2 separate regions of the Homo sapiens genome follow, and region 2 is linked to region 1. A link is an interaction called in ENCODE POLR2A ChIA-PET data of the cell type or tissue named here. Cell type or tissue: A673. All regions are shown on one strand. Each heading gives the region's core, and the rest is flanking DNA. Links, peaks and the distances in the headings are about the cores only. Region 1 overlaps ZNF532 (zinc finger protein 532). Region 2 has its middle 49 kb from the start of PMAIP1.

Region 1 (5,380 bases), core at 56-5,055:
TTTTCTTGAGAATTCTGTAAGACTTAGAAACAGACAAGGGCTCTGAGGAATTATGCTAATTCACACAAATATTGGTATATTTAGAAAAATGAAGGTTTTTTCCCTTGAAATTATTTAAGCAGTTAGGTTTGCATTGTAATTAATGCCCCTAAACCTTTTAGTTTCTTTTTTTTTTTTCTGTAAAGATTGCATTGTAAATGGACTGTTAAATATCTAGGATATAGTATGGTACCTGGCACCTGGTGGTGTTCAGTTAATGAAATGAATAAATATCCAGTGTGGACTGTTTTACTCTCCAACCCCCAAAAGGGGCACAGAAATCTATTTATAGCCTTTTAAGCTTACTAAGGCCAGTGCTTAGTTCTAGCTGCTTAACTGTCCACTGTAATATGTTAAGCATTTTTTTTTCCTTGTGTGATTAGGAGATAATATCCATTGGCTTTCAGAGATTAAAATGACTTACTTTTTAAACAGAGAAACAAGAGACCCCATATTATCAGGAACTCAATCTCTTTCTTTTAGTTTTGCTCTTTTAAAAATACATTATACAGGCTGGGCACGGTGGCTTACACCTGTAATCCCAGCACTTTGGGAGGCCAAGGTAGGCGGATCACTTGAGACCAACATGGTGAAACCCCGTCTCTACTAAAAATACAAAAATCAGCTGGGCGTGGTGGTACATGCCTGTAATCCTAGCTACTTGGGAGGCTGAGGCAGGAGAATCACTTGAACTCAGGAGGCAGAGATCTCAGTGAGCTGAGATTGTGCCACTGCACTCCAGCCTGGGCGACAGAGCAAGACTCCGTCTCAGAAACAAACAAACAAAAAGTTACACAAAAAAGGTCAGTTTAAAGCGCAAAGTCCCTGAATTATTCTAGTCTCATGTCAGCTAAGTGCCTGGATTATGAATCCTTGACATTTCCTGTATTAAACATGTGTGAGTTCATATAGAGTAATTGCTTAATGCAAATGAACATCTTGGAGATTCTCTCCTTCCAGGCAAGGTAAAGATAGTGGTGGTGATGGCATTACTTGGGTGAATAAAAGCATGGGAGATGCATTTCATCATTCTCATTTGAAGTACAGTAAAACCCTCTTAAGATACTTTAACTATTTTAGCTAAAATTACATAATTATTTTGACAATAAATATCTATTTAATGAAACACCAGGAAGAATTTAAAACTGCTAATAAAAATTTAGGGATGTTGGAATTAAACCAAAATATTTTAACATACTACATGTGTGCCAACAACAAAGAAAAGAACAGTTGCTTCTTAAGAGGCTTTTAAGGTATTTGGTTTCTAGAACTCATCTTTGCATCTGGAAGTCGGGTCATCGACTTTGTGGTTAGGGTCTTCCTTGTGTTAATAGTGAATTTGGAGGAATACAAGGTTCCAAGAAATAGAAACTGAAGAGGGGTGGTAAAATCCTGTGGCCACAAGGAGGAAAGAATTGTTATTCATCTTAACCTATGCAAGACTACATGATACGAAAACAGTGGGAATAATCACTTATGTTCTCATTTCATGTATGTTCTATGCGTTTAAAAATATTATCCTGCATTTATATGTTTGGGGTTGGGTAAGCATAGTTTTAGGGGCATACTGTTTTTTTTTTAATTTTTAAGATAATCTATTTAGCTCTTGTTATTTATTTACATTGCCTGTGCTATGCAGTTTTTCATGAGGAAGGAAGAGGAAGTGGAACAGGCACAAGTTTTCTCCACATACATATTCACTTAAAGATGGGCTCTTATTTGCCCAGTTTAATCCAATTTGTGTCATTTTCTTCTCCTACCAAAATATAAACTTGTAGGACCTCCATGTTGACATTTATATTTAAACTTTTGAGTTACAGACACTCATTCAAATTAATTATTGTTATAGGAGCTAAGGAAAAATCAATTTGAAAAGAAATAAGTTGTTTCTTTATTTAAAAATGACAGTATGAATGAATGAATGAGGCATGTCTTGCCATGTTGCCCAGGCTGAACCTCTGGTCTCAAGTGGTTTTCTCACCTTGACCTTCCAGAGCGCTGAAATTATAGGTGTGAGCCACCATTCCCAGCTGACATTTGCTTTTCAGAGTCTTTTTTTTTTTTCTTTTGAGATAAGGTCTCACTCTGTTGCCCCGGTTGGAGTACAGTGGCATATCAGGGCTCAAGGCAGCCTCCATGTCCTGGGCTCAGGTGATCCTCCAACCTCAGCCCCCCGAATAGCTGAGACTACAGGCATGCGCCACCACGCCTGGCCGATTTTTGTATTTTGTATTTTTTGTAGAGACAGGGTTTCACTAGTTGTCCAGGTTGGTCTTGAACTCCTGGGCTCAAGTGATTCTCCTGCCTTGGCCTTCTGAAGTGCTGGGATTTACAGGCCTGAGCCACTGCACCTGGACTTAGTAGTCTTAATTTTACTTGCAGTGTAACTTGTTGCTTCTTTTCTGTAATTTCTGTAGCACTTTAAGGTTATCTTACAGAAGAATATTTTAATATTTTATCCTTTCTTCAGCTTATCAGTTAGTAAAAATGCATTTGCCTAGAAACTTATGAAAAGTTGCTAGAGGGTTTTAGGTTTTGTTTTCTTTAGGTTTTAAATAGTTAAAAATGGAAAAACTTAGCTTCTCTTTTGACAAAGAGCAATGAAACACAGAAGCCTTCTGCCCTGAGTGGTGGGCATGAAGCAAGGCATAGTTTTTGGCTATCAAGAAATCATGTCTTGCTCCAGATTTTCTCTTTGCAAAGAACATGGTTAGACAATCACCTCAGCCCTCGCCCTGTTGTTTTTTTTTTTTTTTTTTTTTGAGATGGAGTTTTGCTCCGTCGCCCAAGCTGGAGTGCAGTGGGGAGATCTCTGCTCACTGCAAGCTCCGCCTCCCGGGTTCATGCCATTCTCCTGCCTCTGCCTCCCAAGTAGATGGGACTACAGGCACCTGCCACCATGCACGGCTAATTTTTTGTATTTTTAGTAGAGACGGGGTTTCACCGTGTTAGCCAGGTTGGTCTCGATCTCCTGACCTCGTGATCCACCTGCCTCGGCCTCCCAAAGTGCTGGGATTACAGGCGTGAGCCACTGCGCGTGGCCCACCTCAGCCCCCTTTTATGGGCCACTTTCACTGTTGCCTGTTTGGGTAGACCTTGTGACTTCAGCTGGTGAGAAAATGATAGAACCCCTGTTTCCCTCTGGTGAAAAATGATGTTGAGGAAGGTTAGCTAGTTCTTGGCACTGTTTAGAGAAGACCTTGCCTTGAGAAAATGTGATGGAGAGTGTCCTGAAGGAATGGCTTCTTTCTTAAACATCCAAGAAGGAATGTGGAGCTGAGGTCTATCAGTGTGAGTCTCTGTGACCCAGGGGAACTCGGATGTGTGAAAGCCTCTTAGGAAAGATTTTTAATGTTGTCTTTCTGTAGATTCAGGAATTCATGGTTTAACTGCAAGCCTGACTGCTAGTAAGAAGAGACGGCCCTATTCAAAAATAAATTGTATATTGTATACAGAGGCAAAGATTTTATTTTTTGCTCTCCTCCACCCTCTTTTTTTGTTTTTGTTTTTATTTTTTGAGACAGGGTCTTGCTCTGTTGCCCAGGCTAGAGTGCAGTGGTGTGATTGTAGCTCACTGTAACCTTGAACTCCTGGGCTCAAGCAATCTTCTTACCTCAGCCTTCTAAGTAACTGGGACTTCAGGCATGCACCACTATGCCCGAGTAATTTATTAATCTTTTTGTAGAGATGGGGTCTCTCTGTGTTGCCCAGACTGGTCTCAAACTCCAGGCTTCAAGTGATCCTCCTGCCTTGGCCTCCTGAAGTGTTGGAATTATAGGCGTGAGCCACTGCATACACCCCACCCCGCTGTTTTTATTCCATGCTTTTACAATACAAAACAAAAACCAAAGTGAGCTGGTCTTTAGAATCAAATTGCACTAATTTTGCCCTTTTCAAATTTGAAATCCAGTGAGTTTAAGTTGAAGATGGCTGTTGTGGCCATTATGTTAATGATGATAGTTAGCTAAGCAATTTAAAAAGACATGAGTATCTAATGTGTGTAGTTCTCAAGCCTGGCTGCCATCAGTAAGAAAGGATGGGTCGGGATAGGATGTAAGGAGATGAAAATTCCTGACAAAACCCAGCAAAAACCCAGACTGTTACTAGTATTCCAAGAATGTGAAAGGCATGAAGAGAAAAAGGCTTGCTATTTACTAACGTATTGATCTTAGATGTTTGCTCAAGTCAGTTTGTTCTAGTTGAATTCCTAATAATGTATTAGCCTATTTAAACATTTCCAGGCTGATGGGAAAGGAGAGAGTTGTTCCGAAATGGTTTGTTGTAGAGAGGCCTCCCTCTGGGATGTTACAGGAAGATAAAGTACCAGGATTAATTTGTGTTCAATACAGAGGTCTTTCTTTAAAGAATTTTAAAATGGTACAAATATATAGGCCTTTAAAAAGCATTTGGAAAGAGAAATGCATAACGTATAGCAGACTTTTATCTCTTTTGAAATGTATATTTAGCTTAGGTTTTTTTCTTTATATATTAAATATTTCTGAATGAATATAAACTGGTGTTGAAATGTGTACCACATGTTAAGATAGCATACTTGTGCTTTCTTTTAGTGTTGTGATTTGTGATAGATATTTCTTTTCTTTTTATAATGTAGTCTATGCATGGAACATTGAAAAGTATTGAAGGGCCTCCAAACTTGGGTATAAACTTGCCTTTGAGCATTAAGCCTGCAACTCAAAATTCAGCAAATCAGAACAAAGAGGACACCAAATCCATGAATGGGAAAGAGAAATTGGAAAAGAAATCTCCATCTCCTGTGAAAAAATCAATGGAAACCAAGAAAGTGGCCAGTCCTGGGTGGACGTGTTGGGAGTGTGACTGCCTGTTCATGCAGAGAGATGTGTACATATCCCACGTGAGGAAGGAGCACGGGAAGGTCAGTAAAGAATGAAAGCTGCTCTGGGTGAGTGCAAGAGAGGGCACTGGACTGGCAAGCTTCCAAGATGTGGGCTCTTGGCTTGGCTCTATCAGTAATTAGTGCTGTGACCTTAAAAATCACTTGGTGTCTCTCTGCCTCACTTCTTTATCTGTGAAATAGACCTTTTCAAATCCTTCAGTCTTCAGTTTTCCTGGTCATTGCCTTCACATGCACTCCTCCAGACTGGTGTGCATGAATGTGGTAAGTTACCTATCACATTCATATTTATAGCTTAGGAAAGAGAAAAATAGTAAACCAAGGTTAAAGACATTTGAATTTACCTCTATCCTTGTGCCAGCTAAGGAAGAAAGGAGCAGAGAAAGACAGTGGAAATGTTGAACATTGCCAGTAGCATTTGTGTGACTTACATGATTCTTCCTTGAGTTTGGTAGTGGGAAGAGGAAC
Region 2 (5,380 bases), core at 331-5,330, 900 kb after region 1:
CTATGGGAGGGTAAGGCGGAGGATCACATGAGACCAGGAGTGGGAGACCAGCCTAGGCAACACAGGGAGACCCTGTTTCTAGAAAACTTTTTTTTTTTTCTGAGACAGAGTTTCTCTCTGTCACCCAGGCTGCAGCACAGTGGTACAATCACTGATCACTGCAGCCTTGAACTCCTGGGCTCAAGCCATCCTCCCACCTCAGCCTCCCGAATACCTGGGACTACAATGCCGGGCCACCATGCCAGGCTAATTTTCTTTTTTGGGGGGTGGTGGGGGTAGAGATGGGCTTTCACCATGTTTCCCAGGCTGGTCTCAAACTCCTGAGCTCAAGTAATCGGCCTGTCTTGGCCTGCCAAAGTGCTGGGATTACAGGTGTGAGCTAGCTCACCCGGCCAAAAAGTCTTTTTAAAAATTAGCTGGCTTGGGCCGGGGCGCGGTGTCTCAAGCCTGTCATCCCAGCACTTTGGGAGGCCGAGGTGGGCGGATCACAAGGTGAGGAGATGGAGACCATCCTGGCTAACACGGTGAAACCCCGTCTCTACTAAAAATACAAAAAAATTAGCTGGGCATGGTGGCGGGCGCCTGTAGTCCCAGCTACTCGGGAGGCTGAGGCAGGAGAATGGCGTGAACCCGGGAGGCAGAGCTTTCAGTGAGCCGAGGTCGCGCCACTGCACTCCAGCCTGAGTGACAGAGCGAGACTCTGTCTCAAAAAAAAAAAGAAAAAAAAAATTAGCAGGGCGCGGTGGCGGGCGCCAGTAGTCCCAGCTACTCAGGAGGCTGAGGCAGGAGAATGGCGTGAACCCGAGAGGCAGAGCTTGCAGTGAGCCGAGATCGTGCCACTGCACTCCAGCCTGGGCCACAGAGCGAGACTCCATCTCAAAAAAGAAAAAAAAAAAAATTAGCTGACTTGTGTCTCAGAGAGGACATCAAAAAAAAAAAAAAAAAAAAAAAAAAAAAAGAGGAAGAAGAAGAAGAAGAAGAAGAAGAAGAAATTAGCCGAGCGTGGTGGTATTGGACTGTGGTCCCAGCTACTTGGAAGTCTGAGGCAGGAGGATCACTCAAGCCCAGGAGTTGGAGGCTGTAGTGAGCTATGATCACACCACTGCAGTCTAGGTGAAAAAAGTGAGAACCTGTCTCTAAATAAATGCATAAAAATAAATACAAACAAAAACAAAATTAAAACCTCCATCTTTAAAGGGGGGAAAACCTTGTTCTGCCCACTTCTCAGAAGAATCATGCAAGGAAGTTCTGTAAAAAACCTAAAGCGGCTGCGCACGGTGGCTCATGCCTATAATCCCAGCACTTTGGGAGGCCAAGGCGGGTGGATCACGTGAGGTCAGGAGATCAAGACCAGCCCGACCAACATGGTGAAACCCCGTTTCTACAAAAAATACAAAAATTAGCTGGGCGTGGCAGCAGGCTCCTGCAGTCCCAGCTACTTGGGAGGCTGAAGAATGAGAATCACTTGAACCTGGGAGGCAGAGGCTGCCGTGAGACGGGATCATGTCGCTGCACTCCAGCCTGGGTGACAAAACGAGACTCTCTCAAAAAAAAAAAAAAAAAAGAGCAACGTATAAATGCAAGCCATTCTATGTTTTATTTGGGGTCTGGACTATCCGTGATGTTAAACTCACAATTGCTGGATCTTTAGGTTACTGGCCTAAGGGCTTTTGTAGGGGAAAGATGGTGTTGAATGATGGAGGAGAATAACATGGTTCCCAAATCATAAACTGAGTTACAGGCCTCCTGGTCATCACCACTTCTGCGTTATTCTCATTTCTGTTCTCAACTCTTCTGTAAGTCTTTCTGCAAAACAGCAGCTTTGGGAGAAATTGAATAGTTCTCATCTCACTCTTTTGTGCATGGTGGGGAAGGCAATATAATTATTTTTCCCCTAAGCATGTACTTAAAAAGTAAACCATTTTAAAGTTTTCTCTATCTCTCCCTAAAGCATTTTCACCTTCAGAAGTTTATGTGTCTGAGTCATGGCTATAAAATCACATGGATTTATTTTTAAAATGCATTGTGATTTCTACCAGATTAATATCACTTTAAAACAGCCGCTTTGGGAAGCTCTATTTCTTACCTATGCTCTTTACTTTGTTTAAAACATGTCTGAAACTCTTCTGGGGTGGCTTTCAGAATATATTTACAGACTGCACAAGAAAAGGAATTCTCTGGGCCCAAACTGGGTTTTAGATCCAAACAGTGTTGCCCAGATGGAGCACCCACGTTACTGAAAGAATAAACTCCAAGTTGTTTACAGAAAGCAAAGCTCCAAAGAAAAAAGATTTCTCACCCTAGACGATATCCAAAGAATAAACTCCGGGCTCAGAAAAGTTTCCAGAACTTTCTTGGCAATGATAGCATTGACTGAACCATAAGGACAACCCACAAAGTAACTACCCTTACCTGGATATAAAAGTTTTAGATCAGCTTCTTTTAAAATTGGGCTTTTACATTTTATAATTATTTTTAACAAATTTTTTTCTGTAGCATGAACTAATGAGAGCATCAGTATTTTTGATAGCTTGTAAATTGAACCAGTGATAAAATGATACTAGAATTTGCTTTTGGGCAGATAAACTCCTAGATTAATCAGACCAATAGACAATGACAAAGCACATTTTCAATAATGTAGGCACTAGTGTTACATTTTCTATCTGAAAAGTGAATTTTAGTGGTGGCTCACACCTGTAATCCCGGCACTTTGGGAGGCCAAGGCGGGTGGATCACCTGAGGTCAGGAGTTCAAGACCAGCCTGGTCAACTGGGTGAAACTCTGTATTTACTGAAAATATAAAAATTAGTAGGGCATGGTGGTGTGCTCCTGTAATCCCAGCTACTCTGGAGGCTGAGGCAGGAGAATTGCTACTCCAGCCTGGGCGACAGAGCAAGACTCCGTCTAAAAAAAAAAAGGCTGTGTGTCTACGCGTATCAATGTATATTAAGAGATTTAGAGAGTGGGGCAGATGCTCATGTTCCTCCTTGCCTCCTGCCAAAAAAAAAAAAAAAAAAAGACATTTCACTGTTTTGAATGAGAAAATGATTCTGATCAACAGTCTAACAACAAATGGACTCTGAGCAGGGTTAGGAGATCTAGCTGACCTCCATTGCCGCTGGGGAGATTTCATCCAGGACAAAGCCTGACTCTGAAAGTCAGCTCGTTAAAGTACATCATAAAACTTTGACTGTTCCTTTTGGAGACCTGGCTAAGCCAACCAGATAATAAAAGACAGATTTATAAGCCTGGTGCCTGCTGGCACCTCAGTAATTCTAAGTAGCTTGGAGAGGCTCCTAGACGCTTTATTGGTCCTTAGTGGACCAATCATCAATAATGAAGGGTCAGGCAGGAAGGCTCTCGTCTTGTGTCCCTTGACCACCTGGGCTGTGTCAACCTTCAGCTCCCGTTACAGTGCTTCCCACTTCACGAGGCTGCCTCTCCAAGACACAATGTTCCCTAGGCCCTCCAAAAATTATCTTTGCAATTCCGAGAACTTTCTAAATTTAGTTAAAACAGCAACAGACACAGAAATGGACACCACATTGATCATTTCTGGTTACGACCACTCAGGCAAAATGTTAGTACAGTACAAGAAATGGCAGGAGGTGGTGTCACATAACAGCCACCATTGGGAAGGCCAACCCAGGGGTATCCCGAGCACTTGGCAGAGCACAGGATAGCTGAAGAGGAAGAGACTACTTGGGATGCCATATTGTACATATTTATACTGCCTGCCGCCTGCCCCCCTTCAGGTGAAAGTCAAACTGGAATATTTAGATCTGTTCCTAGAGACTGGGGGAAATTCAGGAAACTGCCGAGCCTCCATTTCTTCATCAATAAGGTGAAGCAGAGTATTTGTTGCATGAGAAAACATCCCTAAAGTTCTCTAAGGATTGATCCCTCCCTCCCTTTCTCCTTCCTTCCTTCCTTCCCTCCCTTTCTTTCTTTCTCCCTTCTCTCCTCCCTCCCTCCTTCCTTCCCTCCTCCTCTCTCCCTTCCTTTCTTCCTTCCTTCCTTTCTTTGCTTCCTTCCTTCCATCCTTCCTCCCTCCCTCCCTTCCTTTCCTTCCCTTTCTTTCCTTCTTTTCTTCCTTCCTTGGCCACTAGGTCTGGCGCTGAAAACTTATTTGTGCCCTAGGCCCAAAATTGAGTTCCTATCTGATCCCCAAGATCCAAACACTGTTGCCTAGATGGACCACCCGCATTACAGAAAGAATGAACTCCAAGTCGTTTAAGGATTGATCCCAAGATGTGGTCCCTTCTTTTTTCTTCAGTCCTGGTAACTGGGTCTCCATCTTTTATTCTGTCTTGAATGTCCGGCCAGCACTCATCTAAAATTCCCTTGCTCTGCTCTTGTCATTCCCTGTTTTAGAAAGGAAGTCCTGTTTCTGACACCTGGATGGTGGCCCTGCTACCTGCCACACACTCCAGATGTTGCTTGCCTGCCCTTTACCCTCCTGAGTACCGACTGCTCTTCTTCAGCTATCCCTGTGCTATGTCTAGTTCTCAGGATATCCCCGGGTTGGCCTTCCTGATGGTGATGGTTATGTGACTCCACCTGCTGCTATCTCTTGTACTGTGCTAACATTTTGCTCTAGTGATCATAACAAGAATTGAGCAAGTGTTTCAGGATTCCTAGGTCATAAGCTCCTTCACGTCAGGAACAGACTGTCAATCAGCATTTTATATCCAGGGTCTGAGTACTGGGCTCACCCAAAATAGATGCATGAACTCTTGGCTTACGGATGGAAGAGTGCTGTGATTATTGTGTTCTCCCTAGGGCCCACACCTGGGTCTTTCATGCAAGAGTTCCCATGGGGTTCTGTTGTTCTGCTTAAGTAATGCTATAATCAGGCTTCTAGATACCACTATCAAAGCACTCAGTAGACAGGAATAAAACTCAGTGTGCTCATGGGCATTCGTTTATTTTACAAATATTTACTGAGTGTTTGTTGTTATTGTTTGTTTTGTTTTTGTTTTTGTTTTTGTTTTGAGATGGAGTCTGCTGGCCAGGCTCGGTGGTTTACACCTGTAATCCCAGCACTTTGGGAGGCAGAGGCAGGCGGATCACCTAAGGTCAGGAGTTTGAGACCAGCCTGACCAACATGGTGAAACCCCGTCTCTACTAAAAATACAAAATTAGCTGGTTGTGGTGGCACATGCCTGTAATCCCAGCTACTCGGGAGGCTGAGGCACGAGAATTGCTTGAACTCGGGAGGCAGGGGTTGCAGTGAGCCGAGATCATGCCATTGCACTCCAGCCTGGGCAACAAGAGTGAAACTCCATCTCAAAAAAAAAAAAAACAAAAAAAACAAGAGATGGAGTCTGCTCTACCACCTAGGCTGGAGTGCAGTAGTGTGATAAAGCCTCATTGCATT

Evidence for each region. ChIA-PET counts read pairs that join two places held together with the same protein. Peaks named below come from ENCODE experiments on the same cell type or tissue, not always from the same donor. Only the 100,000 strongest peaks of a DNase experiment are listed, where the experiment ranks them.
Region 2: POLR2A ChIA-PET joins it to region 1 with 6 read pairs; 2 of 35 experiments call an interaction of 5 or more read pairs at or near these places.

The regions. Positions count from the first base shown.
Region 1 is chr18:58,948,867-58,954,246 of GRCh38, forward strand. ZNF532 (zinc finger protein 532) reads left to right here. Exons shown (of 10, transcript NM_001375912.1): 7 at 4,652-4,933. Among named protein-coding and RNA genes, the nearest start is that of ZNF532, 87 kb to the left of the region's middle. In A673, for the core only: no CTCF peak of the experiment used is centred there; no DNase peak of the experiment used is centred there; H3K27ac peaks cover 3,179 bases.
Region 2 is chr18:59,848,767-59,854,146 of GRCh38, forward strand. No RefSeq gene overlaps it. Among named protein-coding and RNA genes, the nearest start is that of PMAIP1, 49 kb to the right of the region's middle. In A673, for the core only: no CTCF peak of the experiment used is centred there; no DNase peak of the experiment used is centred there.